Linked DNA regions of Homo sapiens: regions 2 and 3 are each linked to region 1. Evidence: chromatin contacts called from ENCODE Hi-C or POLR2A ChIA-PET data. All regions are on one chromosome and are shown on one strand. Each heading gives the region's core, a stretch centred on a gene start or an enhancer-like site at or near the end of the contact. The rest is flanking DNA. Distances are from core to core; before and after follow the strand shown.

What was found. A loop is a pair of places that touch in the nucleus more often than their neighbours do. ChIA-PET counts read pairs that join two places held with the same protein, here RNA polymerase II (POLR2A). Pooled maps may share reads with other maps.
Region 2: a loop to region 1 is called in a pooled map, with 5 times the contacts of the local background. The contact joins the enhancer-like site here to the promoter of TXNL1 in region 1. A Hi-C loop is called at or near these places in 3 of 50 pooled maps. POLR2A ChIA-PET finds 5 or more read pairs at or near these places in 2 of 52 experiments (activated CD4-positive, alpha-beta memory T cell and activated T-cell).
Region 3: a pooled map shows a loop between it and region 1 (8-fold over the local background). The contact joins the promoter of MALT1 here to the promoter of TXNL1 in region 1. A Hi-C loop is called at or near these places in 1 of 37 single-sample maps with no recorded cell type and 6 of 50 pooled maps. POLR2A ChIA-PET finds 5 or more read pairs at or near these places in 1 of 52 experiments (T-cell).

Annotation. Positions count from the first base shown.
Region 1 is chr18:56,635,780-56,640,915 of GRCh38, reverse strand. TXNL1 (thioredoxin like 1) reads left to right here and starts at 2,324. Exons shown (of 8, transcript NM_004786.3): 1 at 2,324-2,573. The coding sequence starts at 2,476. RefSeq lists enhancers at 1,302-2,286, 2,446-2,505, 2,287-3,272 and a silencer at 2,086-2,295.
Region 2 is chr18:54,282,051-54,287,186 of GRCh38, reverse strand. POLI (DNA polymerase iota) reads right to left here. Exons shown (of 10, transcript NM_007195.3): 6 at 4,172-4,350; 7 at 3,174-3,265. Among named protein-coding and RNA genes, the nearest start is that of POLI, 15 kb to the right of the region's middle. RefSeq lists an enhancer at 1,788-1,977. Within about 2 kb of position 2,011, at least 4 of the 41 ENCODE cell types and tissues checked have a DNase peak (open chromatin) inside an H3K27ac peak, as active enhancers do.
Region 3 is chr18:58,669,508-58,674,643 of GRCh38, reverse strand. MALT1 (MALT1 paracaspase) reads right to left here and starts at 3,179. Exons shown (of 17, transcript NM_006785.4): 1 at 2,792-3,179. The coding sequence starts at 3,000. It overlaps MALT1-AS1 (MALT1 antisense RNA 1), which reads left to right and starts at 2,771. Exons shown (of 2, transcript NR_164150.1): 1 at 2,771-3,175; 2 at 3,836-4,635. It overlaps LOC105372146 (a long non-coding RNA gene), which reads left to right. Exons shown (of 4, transcript XR_935537.3): 4 at 1,785-2,031. RefSeq lists a silencer at 2,651-3,440 and an enhancer at 3,601-3,860.

The DNA of each region.
Region 1 (5,136 bases), core at 1,075-3,574:
ACTGTTTATAAACATTTTTATCAAGTATCTTATGATTTGGTTCTTTATAAACATCATCCAATATAACCTTTTACCATCACAATCCTAGAAGGCAGGTGTTATTAATCCAAGGCTCACAGACAAGGAAGCTGAGGTTCTGAGAGGTTAGTAGTTTGTGCATGGCCATAAAATTTAAGTAGCAAGGCCGGTCATGGTGGCTCATGCCTGTAATCCAAGCACTTTGGGAGGTCGAGGCGGGCGGGTCACCTTAGGTCAGGAGTTTGAGACCAGCCTGGCTAACATGGTGAAACCCCGTCTCTACTAAAAATACAAAAAAGTAGCCAGGCGTGCTGGTGTGTGCCTGTATTCTCAGCTACCCAGGGCGGGCTGAGACAGGAGAATCGCTTGAACCCAGGAGGCGGAGGTTGTGGTGGGCTGAGATTGTGCCACTGCACTCCAGCCTGAACGACAGAGTGAGACTCCGTCTCAAAAAAAAAAAAAGCAAATATTTATTATGGGGACTTCTGTCTATTAAAACCATTACAATGTGCTGATACCACATGAAAAAGGAATGTAATTACTGTGCCTCTGGTGTGGCTGGGTTCAGTTAAGAATTAATTATTTTAATATGTTTCTGCAACACCTTTAGCTTTCTCTTTTCACATGTCCTGGGCTTCAACTATCACCCAATCTGATGACTCTCAAATCTGTAACGTCGTCCTAGTCCTTTTTCTTTAGTTCCAGGCTCATCCCTCTCACGATCTACTATATCTCTCACTTGGATGTCCTACAGGCATTTTAACTCATTTTTAAAAAGCTACACGATTGAAATGTTTTGAGTTATTTTAAATTCCTCTGTCATCTCACTAAATTGGACCAATAATTGTTTCTCAAACATGTTCTTTCCTCTTCATTTCCACTGCAGATGCTTTCCTAATTTAGTTCCTGGATCACCACAGTATCCTCCTAAATGGATCTCACTGCCTTCCATCCTCCTTGATGCTACCTGAGGGCTTTTCTGAAGACACTTTTTCTTTTTCCTTTTTTTTTTTTTTTTGAGACAGGGTCTGGCTCTGTTGCCCAGGCTGGAGTGCAGTGGCGCAATCATGGCTCCCTGCAGCCTTGACCTCCCCAGCTCAAGGAATCCTCCCACCTCGGCCTCCCGAGTAGCTGGGACCACATGTGCGCGCCATGACGCCCGGCTACTTTTTTGTATTTTTGGTAGAGACGGGAGTTTCACCACACTTGTAATTGCAAAATTGCCCTGAAATGATTTTTCCATTCTCTTCCCGACAAAATCCAAATTCCTTAGCTAGTCATTATCTGACCTTGGCCTTCCCTCCAATTTCATCTCCCCAGCTAAATCCAAAGACAGATAATTTGCCACCTAGCCTAATATTTAAAAGAGTACACTGGCGTTAGCCTGCCTTGACTTGAAATCACAGAACCTACTTCACAGGGATTAAATGAACTAGTACACATATAAAGAACTTATGTCTTGCCTGGTACATCATGTGGTAAATATTAGCTATTCTTCTTATCCACCCTCTCAACTCATGCATTTGCACCTGGTGGTCCCCTTGCCTGGAATATTACCTCTCACCATCCATCTAACCCCTGCTTCTCTTTAAAGATTCAATCCAGGAGTCAGATTCCTAGCAAGTTTACCCTGCCCCACCCTTCCATCTCGTTAGTCTCCACCGCTTCCTATTCAAATTATTGTTTGCGTCGGTCACTAGACCGTGAACTTCCTAAAGGAGGGATAGTGTCTTCATCTTTTTGGTCAAAACCTAAAGACAGGTGCACGATACTTTCTGAATGACTGCACAGAAAGCGCCCCATATGTAATTAAGTCTGTTAATAAATATTCCTAAACGTTATTTTGTCTTGTATGTAGACCTGCCCCGAATACAGTACAGGAGCATCTTCAAAGTACTTCCAGTGGGTGCCCTGGACAGCAGCTAAGAACCCCGGGGTAAAACGAGTTTCCTCTCTACTGTTACAAATCAGAAACCTCCTCCGTAAAAGCCTCAGATCTGGGAAACGCGGATGCATATGCCAACTTTTGAGTCTCAGTCTGCGCCTGCGCACGTGACCTCTACACGTCTCCTCTGCGCCTGCGCCGCTCAAGTTAGCGCGAGGCTACTCAGTCGAGGGTGGGACTACGCTTCGCGTTTTGGGATTGGGCGCTGAAGGCCAAACCGGACGACGCGGAAATGACGTCACGCCGGGGGCCCTGCCGCGCGGTGGCTGCTGGGTGCCGCACGCCTTCCCATCCTCCTCCTCTCCCCTCCCCCATCCCTCCCCGCCCCCTCGGCCGCTCCGCTCCCTGGCGTGACTCGGCACTGAGAGTCCCGGGAGAAGACTCGGCGGTCGCCACCTCTTCTGTCCAGGCCTCGGCCTTCCTGAGCATCTCTCCTTCCTCTCCCAGATCGTCTTCTCCTTCAGTTTCAAAGCCAGTGGCGTCGCGGCCACCCTGCCGGGCTCTCTGTGAGGATGGTGGGGGTGAAGCCCGTCGGGAGCGACCCGGATTTCCAGCCAGAGCTGAGCGGCGCGGGCTCCAGACTCGCCGTGGTCAAGTTCACCATGAGAGGGTGAGGCCAGGCTCGAGCTCTGTGGGTCCCCGTCTGTCCTTCCTTGCTTTCCTTTCACTCTTTGTTGGCCCTGGTTTCCTAGCCGTCTGCTGCCCCGGAGTGTCCGGCAGTCGCCGCAGCCCCAGGAGCTGCCGGAATTAGGCCTCGTTTCTCGGGTGTGAACCCCCATTTATGCACAGGGGTTCCTAGACGGGCTCGGGGGCCTGGCTGGCCGGCTTCTCCAGCTCAGGAGATTTCTCACCTGCTCCTTTTCAATTCTTTGACAAACTGGTTTTGGGGGTGGCCCGCCCCTATTCCTTCCAGCCTGTGGGAGTCTCCGCAGCCACCCTTGCCTGAGCCTGACCCCTTCTTTCTGCAGAGCCAGCTGTCATTTGCATCTCCAGAGCTCCAAAAGCTTAATTTACCGAACACTTTGTTTCTCTTCACCACCTACATCTCTCTAAAGCCTTTGAAGATTCAGATGGGGCGATCTAACTAATATGCGTAGCTCTGAGTCCTGAATTTCTGCTAATGCATTTCGAACTAAGTTAACGTTGGGTTAGGGTGCTTTTTAAATTATTTGAACTTTTTTCTTCCTCGTTCGGCCACTAACTTGTAGCTTAGGCTCCCCTATGTATGCGATTGCAACTGGTCACACACGACAGTACATATATAATATATTTCAGGTGGACAGTTGGCCGGATGTCTTAGTTTGACCCGGCTCTGTTTTTTCACTTAAGAGGACAGGGATCTTGAAAAATGTTAACTGTCTTTGGTAAATATCAACAAAATTATAGGTCGTAGAAAAGGTGGACCTTTTATAGTGGATGTGTAGTAAAGTTCCTTTGTAAGAATGACATGTTGGAACTCGGCGTTGAGAACCAAGATTTCAGCGTGTGTGTGTGTTTCACAGATCTCTCCTTGTGTATGTCGATAGTATTTAGTTAGAAGTATGAGAGGTTTCCGCTTTATTTTCCTTGACCCCTTGGCGTTATTTATACATCTAACTTGGAGCAGTCTACTGCTGGTATCACTGTTTATGTAACACACTTTCTTGTCCAAATAACTGTATAAACACAAAATTCCATTTTGAATTTCAGAGCAAAAAACAAAGTTTCTACTAGATGGTTCACTAAATGTTGAGTATATAAATGGTGGCATTAGGATTATATCGTTTTAGGGAATGGATGCAGATAGATATGAAAACAAGTTAAGACTTATTTTTGGACCAGTCTCTCTTACACTGAATTGAAAAAGGATAGTACCTTGCATTTCATATGGTGGGCTAGAGTACCCATATGATATACGGAATTTTGCATTTACTAAATTTAAAAGGATAAGTGATGTCATATATATAAAACACCTAAAAGGAATGTTAGAATTCTATAAATGTGTCTTCTCATTTTTAGCAATTTTGTGATGTCTGTATTCTTAATAATAGGGGAATACCTGTAGTACATTAAGTATCTAGGCCACAGTAGAAAAGGGAAGATAGGATTTCAATAAGGAACCTCACCTCACTTTTAGTTCACTTATTCTAATTCTGGCCCGTCGAAGCTTTTATATTTTTGTCCCTCAATGATATATTGTTTTTCTCCCTTACCATAGCAGTGGGAGAGATAATAAAATAATAAATAAATATTGATTGAAGTGAGAAAACTGGGGAAACATTGCTGCGAAGGAAGGTTTTTTCTATCAGTGTGGTGTCACTTAAGCATAAGCATAACTGCAGACATTGATTGGTAAGGAACTGTTACATTTAAAAAGGTATTTTAGTGGAATTAAAATTTTTTTTCTTTGTAAAAACCGAGGGAAAATTAATGTTTGGATTTAGAGTAAGTTCAAAAGCATATTTATATTACGTTTACAAATCTGGTAAGATTATTGTATTTACCTTTAATATTCCTCGAACTTATTGGCCATTAATACATCCTGTCTAAACTCATTGTCAATAGAACCCCAGAATTATGTATATGACGGGTCAGTATTAGACTCAGAAACAACTGTATTCAGTAAAATCTTGTAAGAATCCTCTTAGATCAAAGTTAATGCTGTCCCAGTTTAGACTGAGGGCATAGTTTCTCCAGCACCTATTTCATTTCCTTTCCAACCCTATTTTAAACCTTTTTTCTTTTTTTTTAACCTCTATGCTTTATGCACTCTCAGTCTAAATTTTACTAAAATGATACATAGATTGTTCTCCTGTGTAAGAATCTTTAGTGGCTTATGATAAAATATATATAACATAAAATTGACCATTTAGCCATTTGTAAGAGTATAATTCATTGGCATTAAGGACAGTCAGCCCTCTGTATCCATGGATTGAACCAAATGTGGATAGAAAATATTTGGAGAAAAAAAATTGCATTTGTGCTGATCATGTACACACTTTTTTCTTGTCATTATTTTCTAAACAATACAGTATAACAACTATTTACATAGCATTTACCTTAGGCATTATAAGTAATCTAGAGATGATTTAAAGTATATGGGAGAATGGTCGTAGGTTATGTGCAGATACCATGTCATTTTCTATTAGGCCCTTGAGCATCTGTGATTTAGTGTCTTGCTGGAGGTCCTGAAA
Region 2 (5,136 bases), core at 762-3,261, 2.4 Mb after region 1:
TTAAATATGACAATTATACATATAGCAGATAACAAAATAGTAAGCAATAAAGGTCCCTGAGTATCCAAATAATCATCACAAAGTCTATGCACTAAAACTCTGAATGTTTAGATGTCAAGCTCTCAGGCCTCACTCAGAATTGAGTGCTGTCAGAAATAGAAGAGATATAAGATACAATCATAACAAACTGTTTTATAATACAGATCCAAAACAAAACTAAAAGCAACCAATTTTTTTTTTTTTGAGATGGAGTCTCACTCTGTTGCCCAGGCTGGAATGTGGTGGCACAATCTCAGCTCACTGCAACCTTCACCTCCCAGGTTCAAGCAATTCTCCTGCCTCAGCCTCCTGAGTAGCTGGGACTACAGGCATGTGTGACCACACCTGGCTAATTTTTGTATTTTTAGTAGAGAGGTGGTTTTGCCATGTTGGCCAGGCTGGTCTCGAACTCCTGACCTCAGGTGATCCCCCCACCTCAGCCTCCCAAAATGCTGGGATTACAGACGTAAGCCAACACACCTAACCAAAAGGCAACAAATTAAAATCAGCAGGAAATTTAAGAAACTGAATCATTCACTGACAAAAGCAAATAAGTGAAAAATAACAAAAGAACTTTTTTCAAACTTTTTTCTTACGAGATTACCAAAAAAAAGATTTTTTTTTACAAAATGACATTACTTTTGTTAAAGAGTAATCACTATTACCATTATATGATAGCTTATTAGAGCAATATCTTAAAAGAGCATATACTATATTTAGTATATAATTAATATACAATATGAGTACATGCATTTTTTAGAAGAGTTTCATGCAAATGTCTTGGTTTTGGTGTTGAAACAAAGGTTTTAGTGATATGACAAATTCACTTAAGTAGTACTGGAAAAAATGTCATTAAAGGATAACATTTCCCTTTTTATACACATGGCAATGCATATAAAACCAAATCTCAAACATAAAATGCAAGTATTGCACATTGTTAAACACACTCAACTTGAAGATTCTGATCTGAAAAAAATAGTTCTGGGCCAGGCACGGTGCCTCGTACCTGTAATCCCAACACTTTGGGAAGTTGAGGTGGGAGGATCACTTGAGCCCAGGAGTTCAAGACCAGCCTGGGCAACATAGCAAGACCTCATCTACAAAAATTTAAAAATTAGCTAGGCTTGATGGCAGGTGCCTTCCCAGCTATTCTGGCGGTTGAGGTGGGAGGATTGCTTGAGCCCAGGAGGCTGAGGCTGCAGTGAGCCCTAACTGCACTACTGCCATCCAGCCTGGGTGACAGAGCAAGACCCTATCGCAAAAACATAAAAAATTAAATAGTTCTGTAGTAAATAATTTTTTCTATCTCTTACTGCTTTGTGACAAAACTTCTCGATGGCTGCTTAACTAGGATAAAATACCTTAAATGGTTACTAGTTTAAATATCTTCCAGTTAAACGTGTTATATTAATTATGCAATTCAAAGAGTATGATATGCTAATTAAGACACATTAGAAAAAGGCTGTATCGTAAGCAATCTTAAACTAGTGCCTAGAGGATGGATTAAAAATAATACGGTTTTACATTTCTTACATACCTATAGTATTAATCATAACATACTCTAGAGAAAACAAAACTAATTATACACAAATACACACACACACACACACACACACACACACACACTCCTGTAATTTTTTTTTTTGCAAGTCACTTAGATGGTGTTATAATTCAGTCACTGAAATAAGGGCCCGTGGTGTGGGAGAAAAGGAGCCGGGAAGCAGAGATACAGACAAATGGTTAATTTCACAGGTTTTGTATGTCACAGGTTTAGAGCACCTGGTCTCACTTCTGGGTTGACTCTTCAAATAAGAGAACCTGTAAAACTTATACTTCTTGTGGTTTTTCTATGTGAAGAACTGTCTCCAAAGGTTAGGCATTTCAGGGTAGTCTTCTATTTAGCTGAAGCAAATGACCCAGTTTCACTAGCATACTCGCAGGCCCAGCCTGAGTCATATCACGGGAGGCCAGTCATACAGCCAGCCCCAGCTGCATGCAGCCAACAATGAGCTGCATGGCTCTGCTCAAGACATTTGAGTGCCACATTGCACACGACAGCAAAGTTGGAGGAAATTTCACTTCTTCAGTTTTCTCAGACTTAGAACCAACCAAAAACCATTTTCTCTAAATACAGTTAGTCCTCCTAGAATCATTAGAGAAGCACACCTACTCTAAACTGTTAGAGCCCTGAAACCACAATTTGAGAAATTTCTAACAAGAAGAGGAGAAACAAAGAAATGGGACGAAAACAGATAATACTCATCTGTGGAATATGGAATATTGAGAAATACATGTATAATGACAAGGAGCACCACAAAATTAAATTTCCTTTTCAGTTTATCTTGTACTACTCATATATTTATAACCCCAGTTGATACTCTTTACATACAGATCAGAAACCCTGCACACACCTGCAGTCACTCACCCTACTCACACACAGCGCCAGCTAGCCATTCTTTCCTTCGACTCCATTTTATTTTACAGTCTGAGGCAAAAGAGATACAAGGGTTCTTCTGCTTCTTCCATCACTGTTACTTTAATAATTTCCTATCCTCAACAATCACAAATTTATATAGTTGTTCCTGTATCAGGAGTTTTAGAATTATGACAGTATTATTCCTCTTTGCATTTTTTTCTTCTTAATGAAATGCAAGTAACTATTAGCAGAGGCACAGATAAATGGTTAATTTCACGGGTTTTGTATTTCGCATGTATTTGTATTTAGCATGGTACTAACTTAATGAAATGCAACTAACTATTAGGTTGAGGGCAGAGGCTTTGCAATTGCCACAGGGAAAAATTAAAACTTCTTCTTCTCACCTGAAGACCAGAATAAGTCTAGAAATGTTAGAAATATCCATAAAACCCCTTTAGGTAACTATCTGCAGCTTTAGATCCATAGCATAACCACAGTGTTAACAGAATTAAGACCAATGAATTCAATTTAGGTAAGACCCCCTATTACCATCTTTACAACAGTTTATAAAGCAGAGAAATCCCATGATAAATTATTTTTACATTGTTTAGTCTCCAGATAATCTGTCAGTTCCAAGATGGAACATCAAATATTCTTTCCACATACCGTATATAGAATGAATACATAGGATGACTTGGCAAAATGGATTGAAAATCACCTGTTTAAAAGACTAGCAAGTAGTTCTTCAATCTTATTTTTAGCTTCAACTTCAGATGAACATTTTTTAAATGAATCTTCTTCACTAAAGGACTATCAAAGAAGCATAAATAAGGATTAGCACAAACTCAAATAACTATATCTAATTATTATCAGTGTACAGTCAAATAAATATTCAATACATTCTTCACTAACTTACCTCTTGTCCTTAGTTTGAGCCATTTAGTTCACTTTTATATTAACAGTTTTTTATCTGCAAGCTATTGTACTCACTAGAAAGTTAATATAAAATATTACTGTATTAACAGTTAATATAAAACAGTTAATATAAAATAATTCAAAGTTATGAAAACTCTAAAGCTCTAGTACCAACTCCAAGCTTTATTGTATGATTATGGCAAGAGTTCTTAATCACCTAGGACTTGAATCTAAGTTTATCCTTGGACAAGTTATTTAACCTTTCTAAAGTACGGTATCCTCATCTTGAGAGAGAGAGAATGGAAGGAAGGAAGGAAAGAAGAGAAGTAAGAAGGAATGGACAAACAACAGTACTACCTACCTTGATGCTTTGTTGTGAAGATTAAATGGACTAACATATTTAAAGCACTCAGTAAAGTGCTTGTCCCATAGCAAAAAAATCAGTCAATGTTAACTGGGTGATTATACCTTTCCCATTTGCTAAATCACTGGACTACTCTGAAAACAAGATTTTTAACAGATTAAAATATTTTGCCTCATATATGCATTATAGGCTATTAAAATTAAGTTGCACTGTCTTCAATCATAGTAGCTAACTTAAGATATCAAAATATCAATGCTTAAGATTCCATTTAAGAATACTTATTAATCCAATCTATTAATAATAAATCAGCCTTCTAATAGGAAAGGGATCACATACTAAGCAAACTAGAATAGTAAGAACATGGTACTAAAACTAGAAATCTTTATCTCAAATAATGTGATAACCAGTACTTAATTAAAATAAGTATCATCATGTACCTGAGGTGGTCCTGAGAGTATCACAGGGGAGTTATCCTCTCCAAAACTGAGCTTTTGGATACGCTGAGCAACTGAAATTCCTAATTCTTTTTCTAAAATTTTGGGTGAAAAGGTTTGGAGATCACGCACACTATTGATACCCAGTGCTTCAAGACATTTGGCAGTTTTATAGCCAATACCTAAATAAAAAGAAATGCATACAATGTTAAAATAGCTTTTCTCCTTAAAACAAAGCTAATTAAAATATTATAAATATATCAATCTTATCTTTAAGTTCTATAATTTATACAGTAGTCCCCCCTTATCCACAGGGGATACATTCTAAGACCTTCAGTGGATGCCTGAAACCATGGACAGTATCAAACCCTATATATACAGTACTGTTTTTCCCATTACATATATACCTATGATAAAGTTTAATTTATAAATTAGGCACAGTAAGAGATTAACAATAATAATAAAACAGAACTATAACAATATACAATATACAAGTTATGTGAATGTGGTCTCTGCCTCTCTCTCTCAAAATATCTTATTATTTTCAGACCACAGTTGACTGCAGGTAATAGAAACTGTGAAAAGTGAAACTGCAGATAATGGGGGACTACTGTATTTTGCAAAGATCAAACCCCATTGCAAACTAGGTTGCTGTTCTTCCACTCAGGGCTCCTGAATTATATGCACCTCTTTGAAGTCCTCACAAAATGCAGTAAAATAAAATGAATACAGAGACAGCCAATAAATGCTGTCTTACTAAAACAAAAATTTTACCACCTGTTATGTAATATTCCAGAAATATTCAGAAATCATGATTATTATTAATATACAAAAAGGCTGCCACTAGAGCAATTAAAATAAATTAAGTGTACATATTAGGTAACCTAACTGATTCCTATACGCACCACCACACATTTATCCATAAGTCATATCTAACATTTACCATCCAGAATACAACTATGAGCCAG
Region 3 (5,136 bases), core at 1,930-4,429, 2.0 Mb before region 1:
TTGTCTTAAATAGAGTAAGCATCCCCAGCTGACCTTGCTTCACTGTCCAGCCCCCAAGCTCCCAGTGCTGTTTTTTGAAAAAAAGTCCGTTTAATTCTTCTGATCTCCATAGGGATGAGCTTAACGTTCCCAAATTCTCCAACCCTTCTCACCCCAGCCAACCTCCTCAAAACTAATCTTTACCATCTTGAAAGACAGGTGAAACTCATCTGCCTCTCATCAGACTTCCCACCCCAAATTCTCAGATTCCACAACTGCATGCCCTTTGTGCTTGCCACCTCTTGTTAGGCAACTGTCCCCTTCTCTCTGTGTGACTCCACAGAAAAGTGGCCTCAAATATTTCCTTTAGTTCCCCCAAACAAAGCTAAGACCATTTTGTAGCCTTTAACAAAAACTGACTGAAGGCAGGCGAGGAAAACACAACACCCAACATCAAGTATCCGCTGCTTTTGGATTCCAGCAGCCACGCTTCTTCCCTGGCAGGGCCTTGCTGACTTTCTTCTCTCTCCTTCATGGCCATGTAGGAGTCCTCCATACCTGGCTTTCTTCAGGAAGCCCAGAACCTTCCCTAACCAGAGTACTCGTTAGCACCGTAATACTCTGGAGATCTGCCCCCAAAGACAATTTTTTACATTATGGTAAGTCCAGAAATTCAAAATTTTATGTACCTAGCATAACAATATTTTGTATTTGTTTTTTTTGCATATCCAAAAGCCCAACGTGTTTTTCCTAGAACAGAAAAAAATTATGCCACTTCTCTGCTAGGCCTTGCTAGTTATTCCCTCCTCACATCATTACTCCTTTGCACAAGCAATAATCCCAAGTCACTATTATCCTTTGCCTCAATCCCAAACTCTGAAACAAGAGTTGTCAGGAGGGTTTAAGAAAATAATGTGGCCAGGCAGGGTAGCTCATGCCTGTAATCCCAGTACTTTGGAAGACTGAGGCGGCTGGATCACCTTAGGTCAAGACCAGCCTGGCTAACACAGCAAAACCCCGTCTTTACTAAAAATACAAAAAAATTAGCGGGCTGTAGTGGCGCACGCCTGTAATCCCAGCTACTCAGGAGGCTGAGGCAGGAGAATTGCTTGAACCTGGGAGGCGGAGGTTGTAGTGAGCCACGATCACACCACTGCACTCCAGCCTGGGCGAAAGAGCAAGACTCCATCTCGGAAAAAAAAAAGATAATGCAAAAATAAGAAGAATAAAGAAGAATGAAGCAGCAGCAGCAGCATGTAAACATTTAGTATATTTTGTGGTACATACCATGTCCTCAATAAAAGATAAAAATCCATTATCATTCATACCCAACACAGCATTTAATATGTTATTGTAAAGGTCCCCAAATAATAGTCCATTCCTGGATAAACCCTTATGATTAGGAATTGAATATTTGTTAGTTTTTTATCTTCTAAAATTTCTAGCAAATAATAAGCACTTAATAAATACCATTTTGAATGAATGACTTTCCTCTCATCAAGTATTTACTAACCTCTATACATAACAGAATATTAAGAGACAGTTTTTGTTCTTAAGGCATTTATAAAGATGTGTACAAATAATTATACTGTAAGACAAATCTTTGTCATTTGAGAAGTTCAAAAAACTGCTAAGGGGTTCAAAGGCAGGCCAAAGTTACAACAATGGTATAAAGTAATGGTTCTAAGTGGGGTCTGGGAACCCCTAGTGCAGTTCCTGAGACCCTTTCGCGGGGTCCACAAGGTCATAAAGATTTTTCATAACAATATTAAGACTTTATTTAGCTTTTTCATTCATTCTTTCAGGAGTGGACACTGCAGTTTCCAGCGTTCTGTGACCTGTAATAGTGCGACAGACTGAATGCAGAAGCACATAAACGAATCCAGCTCTGTGATTAAGCCAAGACATTAAAGAGATCTTCAAAATGAAAACCAATGCCACTTCTCTAATAGACTTTTTTGTTTTGGAAAATTTGTTTTTCCACGAAAGTATTATTTCTGTTACCATATAATGGGTTATTCTTTTTAAATAAATTAATATTTTTTAAATGTCTTAGCTTTAATTTCAAAGGTGGTAAATATCAGTATGTATTACATGTATGTATTATCTCTAACCCACATAAGAGCTCTCTGGGGTCCTCAATAATTCTTAAGAGGGTAAAGGAGTCTCGAGACCAAAACTTCAGGAACCCTAATACAGCCATTCCAAACCTAACAAGGAAAATAGTTTTACTTCGAGTTTCATGTTCATGGTGAAGTCAAGAAGAGAACGTGGTAACCTGGTTTGATGGAGGGAGATGATGAGTTCGGCGTCAGTCTTTCCCAATACCTTGCAAAATGTTCATGAATTCCTGCACCCCACCCTCTGCATTCATCACCTCGCCTGCGCTTCTTCCCAGCCTTCCTTAGGTCTCCCAGAGCAGTGTCCACATCCCTTTCTTTTGCATTTTAAGTCCTCTGGATGACTGCCCCATCCTAGGGGTCCCCTGACAGCTTTCCTTCTCTCACTATCCTCCGGGGTCAACCTCGACTTCTCCCTTTCACCAGGGGCGGGGGTGGGAACAGGGAGCGAGGCAGCCGCTGGGCCACTTTTGCCTCCACCCTCCAGAGCCCTGGGCCCCGCTCTCAAACCCCAGGCGTTCCGGGGAGCTGCTGAGTTCCGCTCCGCCTCAATGACCGAAGTCCTCCCCACCTCCGCTCACTCACGCCGGCGGCCCCCGCCGCGCTCAGCCCCACCGACAGCGCCCCCACCTCCCCACCGCAGCCCACCCCGCTCGACCCGCGCGCCCGGCCTGCCGCGGCCCTGAGCTCACCTGAGGCGGAGGCGCCCGCGACTCCCCGCCAGCTCCGCCAGTCTCCTCCAGCCCCGGCCCTCGGGCGCCTGATCCAGGAGCTCGCTGAGCCTCCGCAGCAGCGGCTCCCGCAGGCGGTTGAGGGTCGCGCCGGCCGGAGGGGCGAGCAGCGGCCCCGTGGGGGCGGCCGAGGGCGGCAGGGCCTGTAGCGGGTCCCCCAACAGCGACATGGCCCTCGCCGGCGACCCCGGACTGCCGGGGCTCCCGCCCGCCCCGTCACGGGCCTCGGCCCCGGGGCACCTTCCGCTCGCCTCCGAGCCGCGGAGGCAGGGGCGGAAGAACAAATCTGGCAGCGCGGCACGGCCCTCAGAGGAGGAAGCTCCGCTCCCCGCCCCAATTAGACAGGTTTGCCGAGGGGAGCCTGGCCTGCTGGCCGCGCCAGCCGCGCAAAGGGGCGGGGCACCCGGGGGGCGGGGCACGGAGCCTCGAGGGGCGGGACCTTGGGCCTCGAGGGGCGGGGCGGGGCTGCCTACTGCGTGCGTGCGGCTGCGCGCCTCCCTCGCCCTCCCCCGCGGTCCCGGGCTGGCCGTGGCGCGCGCTTCAAACCCAGCCCTCCCGAGCAGGAAAGGACGGGTGGGTGCAGCTGGAGGAGGAAGCGGTGGAGGAATTACGCCCCGGCAGCTCCTCTACGGCGGGGAAGCCTGCGGCGTCTGGGCTTCCTGAGACCGTGGGAGGAGGCCTGCGTACTCACGCCAGAGAGCGGGGCAAGCGGTTCTCAGTCGCCGGCTCCCGCCCGCAGTCCCCGGCGAGCGCTCTCCCCTGACTCAGGGACTTTCATGTGCCCGGCGACACACCAGCATCCTGCAGTGGGCAACCTCAGCGGACGCTTCCTCGTTTTAGGGTTAGATGTGTATGGCATTGCTAGAGGGAAGTAGTGCTGGAGATCCGGATACTTGAGTTGGAATTGGCCAAAATCTTTGCCTAGACTTTTAAACAATTACTACTTTGCAAACTGAGCTGTGGCATATTTAGGGCTAATCAGATCTTGGAAATGATTGTTTTTAGCAGGAATCATCTGGTTTACACCGCGTCAGACTGCCGCCCGCAATCTCCGTCATCAAAGCAGGCAACCCTGTAGAGGATGCCTTTCCCTGGAATGATCCGGAATGGACGACACCTGAGCTCTCTCTGCCAATCTTAGCAACATCCAAGGCCATTATCCCTTTGAAAACTATGGCTTCGTTTGGGACAAAAAGGAAGTAACTTACGAAATGTGACCAGTCAGGTAGTTCCCTACACGAGGCTTCCTGGCCCAATTTCTGTTGCCATTAGCTTTTCATCACCCAAGGCCGCAGGATTTTCTGACCAGTAATTTGGATACCTATATTCTTATACATGTTGGCGAGGTAGGTGCGCCATACAGTCTCCACCACATTCTAGCACAAGCAGTCATTAAACTTCACTCTAGCATAAGTTAAGAATTCAGACTGCAGTGAGATGGCTAAGAGCATGAAAGATCTGCTCGATTCAAGTGTTAGGAGCTTGAATAAGTTTCTTAATTTCTCTGCCTCATCTATTAACACAGGACTGACAATACAGTTTATATAGAGTTGTTGCCAGAATTAAAGGAGTTGATGTATGTGAAGCACTTAACTCGGTAACTGGCACATCGTAGATGACTCAGTAAATGCTATTACCCTTACACATACAAGTGCCGTTTCATACTCAGTTTGACTTGGCAAGCCTTTCCCAACCGCTTCAGGTGCCTTCCTGTTTTGTCCTCAATTACTGTACAAATATTTTCTGAGGATCTGTTACCTGCATGTGCCAATTATGGAAATAAAATCTTCTAGTCTTTACTGGAATCCTGCCTTTTAATTTAAATTCAACAGAGGTCTTCTAAATTTAGACTTCTTAGAAAAGTCTGCCATGTACAAAGCGTTGCTTATGCAACCTCTCGTGTGCATACGAGTTAAATGGGTGCCAGTGTTATTTACTCTTAGCCAATATAGCTCAGCTGGGCACTGTTTTGACCTCGAGTTGTACGCCCCCACCCTGGCTTCCCAAGTGACTGCCTCCCTCGTTTTACCCTACTCCCAACCTTTTTTTCCACCTAGCAATTTTATACCCTATCCAGTCACTACCCGCCACCCTCCATCCTCTACCCAAACTGACATTACCTTTTTTGACTGGTCTTTTTCTCTCCTCAATCAAATGTTAATATTTCTATGACATAATTTCACTCCTGTGGTTCTCTTATGGGCATAATGGTATAGTAGAATGTGACCTTTAAAGTTAGTCCTGAATTGGAAACTTGATGTTGCTGCCACTTACTAGTCTAGTGGTGGAACTTAGGTGATCTACTT